Regions from separate parts of the Homo sapiens genome. Here region 2 is linked to region 1. The links are chromatin loops, found by intact Hi-C in ENCODE. Cell type or tissue: mammary epithelial cell. All regions are shown on one strand. Each heading gives the region's core, and the rest is flanking DNA. Links, peaks and the distances in the headings are about the cores only.

Evidence for each region. A loop is a pair of places that touch in the nucleus more often than their neighbours do. Peaks named below come from ENCODE experiments on the same cell type or tissue, not always from the same donor. Only the 100,000 strongest peaks of a DNase experiment are listed, where the experiment ranks them.
Region 2: a loop joins it to region 1, with 15 times the contacts of the local background. A loop is called at or near these places in 107 of 110 quality-filtered maps.

What each region holds. Positions count from the first base shown.
Region 1 is chr3:53,111,685-53,117,056 of GRCh38, forward strand. It overlaps RFT1 (RFT1 glycolipid translocator homolog), which reads right to left. Exons shown (of 13, transcript NM_052859.4): 7 at 146-224. Among named protein-coding and RNA genes, the nearest start is that of RFT1, 16 kb to the right of the region's middle. RefSeq lists an enhancer at 2,650-3,849. In mammary epithelial cell, for the core only: a CTCF peak has its summit at 2,421 (motif pointing right); DNase peaks (open chromatin) are centred at 2,457 and 3,167; H3K27ac peaks cover 1,082 bases.
Region 2 is chr3:53,193,650-53,199,021 of GRCh38, forward strand. No RefSeq gene overlaps it. Among named protein-coding and RNA genes, the nearest start is that of PRKCD, 35 kb to the left of the region's middle. RefSeq lists an enhancer at 524-818 and a silencer at 2,412-2,461. In mammary epithelial cell, for the core only: a CTCF peak has its summit at 2,465 (motif pointing left); no DNase peak of the experiment used is centred there.

The DNA.
Region 1 (5,372 bases), core at 289-5,288:
TCCGTATTAAGCCCCCTCCTCCCATTTCTGAAATTCTTCTGCCCCAGAGGCTCTGGACAGGTGGTCTGGACCCAGGTAATTGGCAGTCCTATGAAATCCCCTTCTACTATGGTCTCCCGACGATTCAGAGTGACCGTCTACTTACCTTCTGTCAAAATCTGTTTCAAGAAAGACTGTTTGAAAAAACTCCAAGTCAGTTTAGCCTCTTTCCAGTTTATAAACGCCTAGAAGAGAAAACAAAACAAAACAAAAACATCACAGGCGTTGCAAGTCTAAGAATGCAATGCTACATGAGAGGCAAATGCAATCTGGTCTCTAAATCCCAACTTGGATAGTCTCCACTGAATCCTCATCCAATGCTAAGCACACAGAAGGCATCTCACAAACACTGGAGAAGAATTTACATTACTAAACACAAAGCCAAAGTCTGTAAGGGCCTGCCCAAGACTCATATACTGAGACCCCTAAAGAATTGCTGCTGTCCCTTGGGGGCCCACACAGTACACTGACCACAGCTAACACGTACAGCTCACAGTTTGTTCTTTCCTTAAAAACTGTCTAAAGCATGCCAGGCTGCAGAAGAAATTCTGCTCCATATACTGCACATTGTAATGCTATGTTCAGCCATCCAGGGCCCTTTTACACAAAGTATAGGAGCTGCCCTTCTGCATTACAAAAGAAATTTAGCCTTCGCAGGTCAGGTAAACCACTCAGAATGGGTATGACAGAGGAACGGAGAAAATAAAATTTCTGATATGACTCTTCTAAAACTCCAGGCCAGGCGAGGTTGCTCACGCCTATAATCACAACACTTTGGGAAGCTGAGGTGGGTGGATCACTTGAGGCCAGGAGTTTGAGACCAGCTTGGCCAACATGGCAAAAACCCCATCTCTACTAAAAATACAAAAATTAGCTGGGCGTGGTGCTACGTGTCTGTAATCTCAACTACTTGGGAGGCTGTGGCACAAGAATCGTTTGAACCTGGAAGGCAGAGGTTGCAGTGAGCCAAGATGGCACCACTGAACTTCAGCCTGGATGACAGAGCGAAAATCTGGCTCAAAAATAAATAAATAAATAAAACTCCCAGCGGCACCAAATGGCCCATTTCCTAAGGACAAGGAAACACTTAGGTAGGGTAGAGGTCAACCTATTAAGAGACAGGTGGCCTCAAAGCCAGGGAGCTGAGCACAAAATGGAAGAGCAAGGCAGCCAGGGAGCTCGGTATCCTCTGACTCCTGTTTTTCTACCTCCCACAGTTCTCTCTGGGGCCCCCTCCTCTATCTTGTAGGCACCCTGGGATCCCAGAATATTTAGACTAGGTGTTTGGTTTTTTGTTTTGTTTTGTTTTAGAAACAGGGTCTCACTCTATCACCCAGGTTGGAATGCAGTGGCATGATCATAGCTCACTATAACCTCAAACTCCTGGGCTCAAGCCATCTTCCCCCCTCAGCCTCCAGAATAGCCGGGACTACAGGTGTGTGCCACCATGCCTGGCTCATTTTTAAAATTTTTGTAGAGATGAGGGTCTTGCTGCATTGCCCAGGCTGGTCTCAAACTCCTGGCTCAAGCAATCCTCCCACCTCGGCTCCCAAAGTACTGGGATTCCAGGCATGAGCCACCATGCCTGGTTGATGTTAGGTTCTTAATCCTAGGGTACTTGCATTTTGAAAAGTAGTGATTATCCAAAGTGATTACTTCTCAATGGTAGGATTTCAGAGGGCTTTTTGGGAGGGGAGGGCTGAATTACAAAGGCCAAGCCCACTCTACCTCTCCAAAAGGTCAGCCACAGCTCTGGAAGTGGGCCCAAGGGCAGGCCTGGAACCTGTCTCAGTCATGTGGGCCCCTGTTCTGGGCAGAAAGCCCATCCGTGAAGAGCAATGCTATCCAGTAGAAATGTAATGTTAAATTTTCTAGCAGCCACAGTGCACAGGAAAAAGAAACAAGTGAAATTAATTTTAATATATTTTATTTAACCAAAATATTATCATTTCAACAAGTAATCCCTGTAAAAAATATTTTTTTTCATATTAAGACTTTGAAATCCAATATGTATTTTGCATTTATGACTCATCTGAATTCAGACTAGCCATATTCCAGAATGCTCTATAGCCACATGTGGCTGGTGGCTAACATTTGGGACAGGGCAAGCCTAGAGCACCTCTGAAAGCAAGGATCACTTCTAGCCCCCATTCTCTTTACTCCTTGGTTTCTGAGCCTTTTTTCCAGACACAGGGAGTGCAAGTGTGAATCCTCCCAAACAGTGCAGCCCTCAGGGAATCAGAGAACCTAGAGCAGATGCCAGGTTATCTCTTTAGCCCAGGAGTAAATCTTCCCTGATGAGAAGGAAATTGGGCCACAAGATGTTTAAAACAGGCCATCTCCTTTCCCCGGAACAAAGAGCACCAGACAACTTCCTACCACTAGGGGGCACTGGGGACCACGTCATCTTCAGACTTGGATTCTGACCACAGCCGGCTTCAGCACCTTCTCTCTCTCACACTGCTCCTCACCCCTTGCCATGCTGTGGTGGTCCTCCCAGGGGTCAGCAAAGCAGGACCTGTCCCCTTTTAAAAGGAAACGAAGGCTGCTGCTTGTCATGAGGCTCTCGTGATGCCTGTTTGCCTGCAGGTTGTGAATGGATTTGGGAAGATGATTGAGCTCTTTAAAGACAAAGTTCTTTGGGAGAATGAGATCATGATGGTGTACCTAATCTGAGAGCTCATACTTGATTTTCCTAATGCCTTTGGTTTAAATGGGCCTGTGGTTCAGAAGGAATGGTGACACCACTTACTAAAAGTGCTCATTAAGGACACAGAGGCAGGAAATCCAATCTGAGATGCGGCTTCTGCAGGCAGGGGCTGAGTGGTGGGAGAGAGGAAGCATATGGTGGACTGTTACCATTCTATTCAGAATGGAGGTTCAGAATGGAGGTGTCACTTGGGGCGGTCAAAAGAGGCCTATTTCACAATAGCTGGGTTGGTACTGATGAGCTGATCTAAATAGCCAGGAATTTCCCTGGAATACCCTGACCAACAAGCCATTCCACTGCCCTCACTGTACTAACGGAGAAATGGCGGCTAAGGTGGTAAAAGGTGATGGATGGTAACTCCAGGGAAGGTCTGGAATCAGAACTCAGAGGCTCATCACACTTTCACCTGAGTCACTCGTCCACTTCCCAAACTCTTCTGACTCAGGATGATATGATCAGCCACATCCTTACCACAATGACAAGAGTCACTGGTGAGTGTGGGGCTACCATCCTGTCCACTGCCCTCTGTCACCTCCTCCACCCTACAGAGCACTCCTTCCTCTCCCTCTTGCTCCACCTATCCCAGTCACTCTGGGGCTATTGATGCTGCCCCAGCTTTATCCATCCTCCCACTTTCATCCATCCTCCCCCTGTCCTTACTCCTCACCTGGACAATTGCCACAGGCTCCCAATGAGCTTTTTTTGCTTCTTACTCTTTCTCTAGCCTATCCTTCTCATTGCAGGTTCAGGCTTTGGAGTCAAGCTTGGAGATTGGGGCTCGACCTGCAGTTCCTTGAATTATTAGTGTAAATGTCGCCGTGAACAAGATACTTAATTTTGCTAAGCCTTGGCTTTCTCATCTGCAAAATGGGATAAGAAGTCCTGTCTCATGGAGCCAGTATGAGGACTGAATGAAAAAAAATAAGACACTATAACTCTGTAAGAGACGGCAAGCTCCTCAATACAGACAGTTTGATCATGGTGCTGTTCAAAAACCTTTCATTAGGCTCCACTGCCCCTGAATTAAACCCAAGCTCCATAGCACTGAGGCCACTGCCACCTGACCCTAGCCTGGCAGCCAGGTTTACTTCCCTTCATAACTTCCCGCCACCTTTTCCTTTCTCTCCCTTCCCCCATTTTCCAGCCAACCTAAGTACCCCAGTCATCTCTACATTCCCAATTCCAACACAATGATGGGCAGGTAACAAGCACTGAGCAAATTTTCTTTCCTTCTGTGGTCACGAATGCCCATCTCTACCACACATATACATTTAACCTCTGCCCACCCATGTGTCAAAGTCCAGCACAAAAGAAGCTTCCTCCGTGAAGCCTTCCTTGATGTTCCTAGATGGAATTCAGCAGTCCTTCCTCTGTGCTTCTATTTTGATAACGCTAGACACACACTGTCCTATAGCATAGTTGAGTACAGATCCTATCTCTCCATCACCATGCAAGTTCTGAGGGTAGGGGCCTCACTCAGGGCACCTGGTACAGTGCCTAACATATAATAATGTTTAATACATGCTTGCTGAGTCAAATTCCTCAGCTTTACTTAAATATTAGCATATCTCTCATATTAAATCCCTCAGAAATGTCAATGAATATAAACGGAAGCCATTATTTGAAGTATCATTAATTTATTATAAGGTTAAATAAGCATCTTTAAAGAAGATGGAATTCTACAAGAACAGGAAGGGAAATCTTACAATTAAGTCAAATTGATAGTAAATATAATTATTTGACCAGCTTCCATTAAGGAAGTCCCCAGTGCAGAAAGCTGCTCTGGGGAGTCAAGTCAGGCATGCTGCTCATGGTAAAGTCATACACTGCGTTCATGCATTCAGAATCATCTCATTTCTTTTTTTTTTTTTTTTTTTTGAGACAGGGTTTCACTCTGTCGCCCAGGCTAAAGTGCAGTAGCATGAACACAGCTTACTGTAGCCTCAGTCTCCAGGGCTCAAGTGATCCTCCTGCCTCAGCCTCCAGAGTAGCTGGGATCACAGGCATGTGCCACCATGCCCAGCTAAATTTTACATGTTTTGTAAAGACGGGTTCTTACCATGTTTCCCAGGCTGGTCTCAAACTCCTGGGCTCAAGCAATCCTCCCACTTCGGTCTCCCAAAGTGCTGGGATTACAGGCTTGAGCCACCACACCCAGCCTCTTTTTTTCTTTCTCTTTTTTTTTTGAGACAGAGTCTTGCTCTGTTGCCCAGGCTAGAGTGTAGTGGTGCGATCTCAGCTCACTGCAACCTCCACCTCCTGGGTTCAAGCAGTTCTCCTGCCTCAGCCTCCCAAGTAGCTGGGATTACAGGCGCATGCCACCATGCCCAGCTAACTGTTTTGTATTTTTAGTAGAGACGGGGTTTCACCATGTGGGCCAGGCTGGTTTCCAACTCCTGACCTCAAGTGATCTGCCCGCTCAGCCTCCCAAAGTGCTGGGATTACAGGTGTGAGCCACCATGCCCGGGCTTCTTTTTAAAATAATAAACCTGAATTATGAATTGTTCCACCTGGAACTTCCTAATCTTTATGTAAACAATAACTACTATGGGCAATAAGCCAATTTCTTTTGGAAGGCTACATAACATAGGGGTAAGCCACAGTCTAAAGCTAGTCCCCAGCA
Region 2 (5,372 bases), core at 90-5,089, 82 kb after region 1:
TTCCGCCTCCCTCGCTACCTCTCCCTCTTTCTGTTCCCGCCCTGCTGTCTGGGACACCGGTCTCAGGCAGAGCCTGCTCTTCAGCCCCTCTGGTCCAGCCCTGGCCCTCTGTCCCTAGAGGGGGGCGAGGCACTCCTAGCACCGGATTGGCTGGCCTGGGCAGCCAAGCAACTGACTTCCAGCAAGTTCATTTTTCTGGGCTGAGGTACAAGTTTCCACAACCGGAGAGGGTGGGATGGTATGGGGCTGGTGCTGGCCCAGGGAGGGGGCTGCAGGGATGGGGGCCAAACTCTCCCCAAAGAGACCAAATGTCCCCTTCTCCTCCCCACCTCCTATCTTCTCAAGGAACCTTCCTCTTGAATTCCTGCTCTGCCTTGGGCCAGCCTGGGTGTCCAGGACAGCAGGGAAAACCTCAGAAAGTGCTTGTCCTGTGGGATCACACGTGGAGGAACTGGCAGCATGGCATAGGCTCTGTTCTGGGACACTGGGGCTGTAGGAGCCCAGAGGAGGTGCCTGGAGACCCCCTGTTCCCTGCCTCTGCCACAACACACACATTCCCCAAGAACCCTCATGGAGCCATTCAGAGGGAGGTTAGAACAAAAACGTGGTTGGTGTCTGAACTCAGAGCCTCCCAGCGTCCTCCTGAAGCACCAAAGCGGAGCCTTGTAACTCGAGCCGTTTCCTCCCGTGTGGAACCGGGGAATAGGTTGTTTATCAGCCAGAGGCAGTGGAGGGTGGTGGGAAGAACATGGTGCCTGGAATCAGAAGCCTGGGGTTTGAATTCCACTCCGCTACCTACATACCAGGCACTCGATGAGTTCCTTCATGGGCCTCAGTTTCCTCATCTGTAAAACCAGACCATTAATCCTGCTGCCTCATGGAACTGACTCTGGCAGGCCCTTGTAGGACTGTTGGTCCACTACTCAGTGGTGCCAGGCAGAGCCCAGGAAAGGACAGGGGCTGGGCCCGTGAGGTCCACCTCAAGCAGCCCAGGACAGGAAGCAGCTGCTGGGGACACTGCCAAACTGCCTGGGAGGCTACACCATTCCAGGCCCATTCCCAGCCATTGGGTGGGTGCCAGGCTTGACCCAGCAGCCTCAGGAAATGCCTCTTAAGGCTGGGCCCTGAACCACACTTTCACTAGGACCTGGGGACCCTGAAGCAGGCAGACTGCCCTCTGCCTCCCACCTGCCAAGTAGGTATTTGAGCAGCAGCCAGCCTACCCCCGACCCTGCAAGGGCCAAACAGAGCTGGGTGCCCCATCAGTGCTGGGCCGAGCAGCATGGATACAGGAGGGCCTGGAGGCAGGAGCATGAGCTCGGCTACTAGACAGCCCTGGGTTCGAACTGTGCATGTCCCTGGTTGTGTGACCTCAGTAAATGACTTAACCTCCCAGTGCCCTAAATTCCTCTACTGTAAAATGGGGATTACCATGATGGCTGCCGTGGACTGTGATGATGTCTCTAAGTGCAGGGCATGAGCTCAGCGTGCACTAGGTGCATAGGAAACAGCAGCCACTATGACCCCGTGCCCGGGTGGGATGAAACATGCTCAGGAGAGCAGGCCTGTCCACTGCACACTGCACTTCGAGTGCAAGTCCTCTAACTGGACCGCAGGTGGGCGGTTAAATGCACCCGCCTCATGACCCAGTGGTGCCTTTCAGGCAGAGCTACCTGGGAACTTCACCCAAGGGCCCCAGAAGGCTTGCCAGGAAGCCCACCACTGCATGGATTAATGGAAAAACTGGAAGCAAGCAGAAGGCCCAGCAGCCGGGGAACTGGTTAAATACTCTCCTGGCGTGGAAAGTGGTGCAGGGCCAAGTGATCGGCAAAAAGAGACATTGAGAGAATCAAAGATGCAGCCAGATTCTACCCTGTGGTTCCACAGGCCAGCTCGTGAGGGCATCCAAGGTCTCAGGCACAGCAAAGAGCTGCAGAGATGAAGGATGGATGGAAGGATGGATGGATGAATGAATGGATGAATGAATGAATGAATGAATGAATGGACTGCCGAGACCCCAAGTCCCTTTAAGGCAGTGGCTCCCAAATTCAGCGTGTGTTGGTACCATGTCAAGTTCTAACCAGCGGGTCTCAGCCCTGGCTGTCACTGGAAGCCGATGCCAGGCTGCCCTGGTCTACTTACTCGGTGATCTGTGGAGGGCCGGGCATCAGTACTTTGAAAGCTGCCCCTGCGGTCCCACCTGCGCAGAGCCAGTTGGGGAATCTGCATTTTGCCCAGTCATCCTGGTGAAGCCAGAAAATGCTACTCTGAACAGGCCACACCCTGGAAGGCGAAGTCACCTGCCTGTATGGCCCAGTCTTGGCCCGCAGAGGCCCGAGCATCCCCTCCACAACCTGCGCCCCGCCTGCGCAAGGACCACGGGCGGAGGGTTGGTGGCTAGGGAAGAACGGTGCGGAAAGCACGCGGCCCCAGCTGGGCTACAGCGCCCTCTGGCGGCCAGAAGGCTCGCGGGCGCTGAGGCCGCAGACCCCAGGAGGGGAGGACCCCCGTGGAAGGGAGCGCCGGCTTTCTCACTTCGTGTCACTACTCCCTGGGGAAATATTTCAATAAAGAGGTACTGGGTGACCATTTTGGAGAGGTTCAGAGACGTGGAGGTTACAGCTAGACAGCCCCCTGGTATTTTTAGGATCTCCGGACCGCCCTAAATTCAACCATTCCAACGTCACAGCCACATTCCCCCATTTATTATTAATTTATTTAGAGACAGGGTCTTGACCTGTCACCCAGGCTGGGGTGCAGTGGTGCCATCACAGCTCACTGCAGCCTCGACCTCCTGGGCTTGTCAAGCAATCCTCCCACCCTCAGCCTCCCGAGTAGCTAGGACCACAGGCATGTACCACCCTGCCTGGCTAATTTTGTATTTTTGGTAGAGTTGGGGTTTCACCATGTTACCCAGACTGGTCTCAAATTCCTGAGCTCAAGCAATCCTCCCACCTCGACCTCCCAAAGTGCTGTGATTACGGGCGTGAGCCACCGTGCCCATGAGCTCACCATGCACCTGCCCCTTCCTCGGCCTCCCTCAAAGCTGGATGGGATCTTCAGCTCCCCCCTGCACCCTGACTGTGCCCAGCACGTGATCCCGGACGACTGTGGTGTCAGAGGCTGGGGAGCTGGTTGTGGTTTCCTGAGTGCTGACCATCCTCCCAGGCACTTTATCTCCTTAGGCTGGGGCAGGGGGAGATACATGCAGCTGAAAATACAAGACCTGGCAGCAAAGGAAAGGAATGGGGACAAAGGCCCCCAAAGGTGAGAGCCAGGCCTGAGTCAGCACAGCCCAGATCAGGCCAGACATGTGAGGTTTGGGGCACTCCTTGAGTCTGGTCGTCAGATTGAATCAGCCCTTCACATAGCCTCAGTGATTTAAGTCTTCAGAACTTGAACGCCAGTTCCTAAATCAGGCTTCTTAAGTGGGGCTTAGAAGATTGATATGGTTTGGCTGTGTCCTTACCTAAATCTCATCCTGAACTGTAGTTCCCATAATCCCCTGGTATCGTGGGAGAGACCCAGTGGGAGGTAATTGAATCATGGGGGCGGTTACCTCCATGCTGTTCTCATGACAGTGAGTTCTCACGAGATTGGATGGTTTTATAAGGGACATTCCCCGCCCCCCCCAACTTCACTCTGCACTTCTCCTTGCTGCCGCCACGTGGAGGACGTGTTTGCTTCACCTTCTGCCATGATTGTAAGTTTCCTGAGGCCTCCCCAGCCATGCAGAACTGTGAGTCAATTAAAACTCCTTTATAAATTATCCAGTCTCAGGTATGTCTTTATTTTATTTTATTTTTTATTTATTTATTTTTTTGAGATGGAGTCTCACTCTGTCACCAAGGCTAGAGTGCGATGGCGCGATCTTGGCTCACTGCAACCTCCACCTCCCAGGTTCAAGTGATTCTCCTGCCTCAGCCTCCTGAGTAGCTGGGATTACAGGCATCTGCCACCACGCCTGGCTAATTTTTGTATTTTTGTAGAGATGGGGTTTCACCATGTTGGCCAGGCTGGTCTTGAACTCCTGACCTCAGGTGATCCTACAGCTGTGGCCTCCCAAAGTGCTGGGATTACAGGCGTGAGCCACCGTGCCCGGCCTTATTTATTTATTTAGAGACAGAGTCTTGCTCTGTCTCCCAGGCTGGAGTGCAGTGGTGCAATTTTGGCTCACTGCAACCTCCGCCTCCCAGGTTCAAGCCATTCTCCTGCCTCAGCCTCCTAAGTAGCTGAGATTACAGGCACCTGCCAGCACGTCTGGCTAATTTTTGTATTTTTAGTAGAGATGGGGTTTCACTATGTTGGCCAGGCTGGTCTCGAATTCCTGACCTGAGGTGATCTGCCTGCCTCGGCCTCCCAAAGTGCTGGGATTACAGGCATGAGCCACTGAACCTGGCCGATATGTCTTTATTAGCAGTGTGAGAACAGACTAATACAAAGACTCCTAATTTCTTCTCTGTCTCTGTCCTGAAATACATAACTCTGAAAGCCCTGACATTTGCTGCTCAGCCCACATTAAGTACTGGATAAAGCTCAGAGCTTTGGGGAAGGTACTTTTCCTTTTTCTTCTTAGGAGAGGGGAGTTTAGCTTTCTATCAGTTTCACCTGGGGTGGTAGATGCAGGAGCTGTGAGTAGGGTGGGCAGTGCTGCGCTCTGTTCCCAAATTTGTATATTCCTTCATGGAACAGGTGGCTGCTGTGTGCCAGGACCTTGACGAGCATCACTCAACAGGCATGACTGTGCCTGGCACTCATGGTGTGTGGCCTGAGAGCCCATGTCAGAACACCCTGGGACAAGCACTGTGCTTGATGCTTTTCCTGCATGGTTGCCTGCAGTTCGTCGTCACAACAGCCCCGTGAGGAAACGGCTGGGACTCTCTCCTTTTACCGGTGAGCAAACCCAGGCTCTGAGAGGTTGAGTGATGTGGCCTACAGCTCTGGAATGGGGGCTCCTTCCATCTGCGAGTTGGTTCCCTTGTCATGTTTCCTGTAGAGACAACAGGACATTCTCCCTTCTTTTCCTGGGCTTGCTCAGGAACTGTCAGAGAACACGAGGGCTCCCTACCCTGGTCCTGTCCTCAGAGGGTCCAATAAGAGAGAAGTGAGCCAGTGGCAGGCAGGGACAGCAGAGGGCAGCAACGATGGGCACAGGCAGGCTGACTTGGAGCTGGAAGGACCCTTGGAGATTATGGGTCTGTAGTGAGGATATCCATGGATTCACAGTGGGGAAGCTGAGGCCAGAGAGGAGAAGGGGTTGGGCCAGGGTTGCACAGGAAGGTAGTGGCAGGGATGCAGGGAGACCCTCAAAGAGAACAGCCAGCTGGTCCCCAACATGCTACCTCCTAGAGGGCAGAATCCTGACTCAGTGT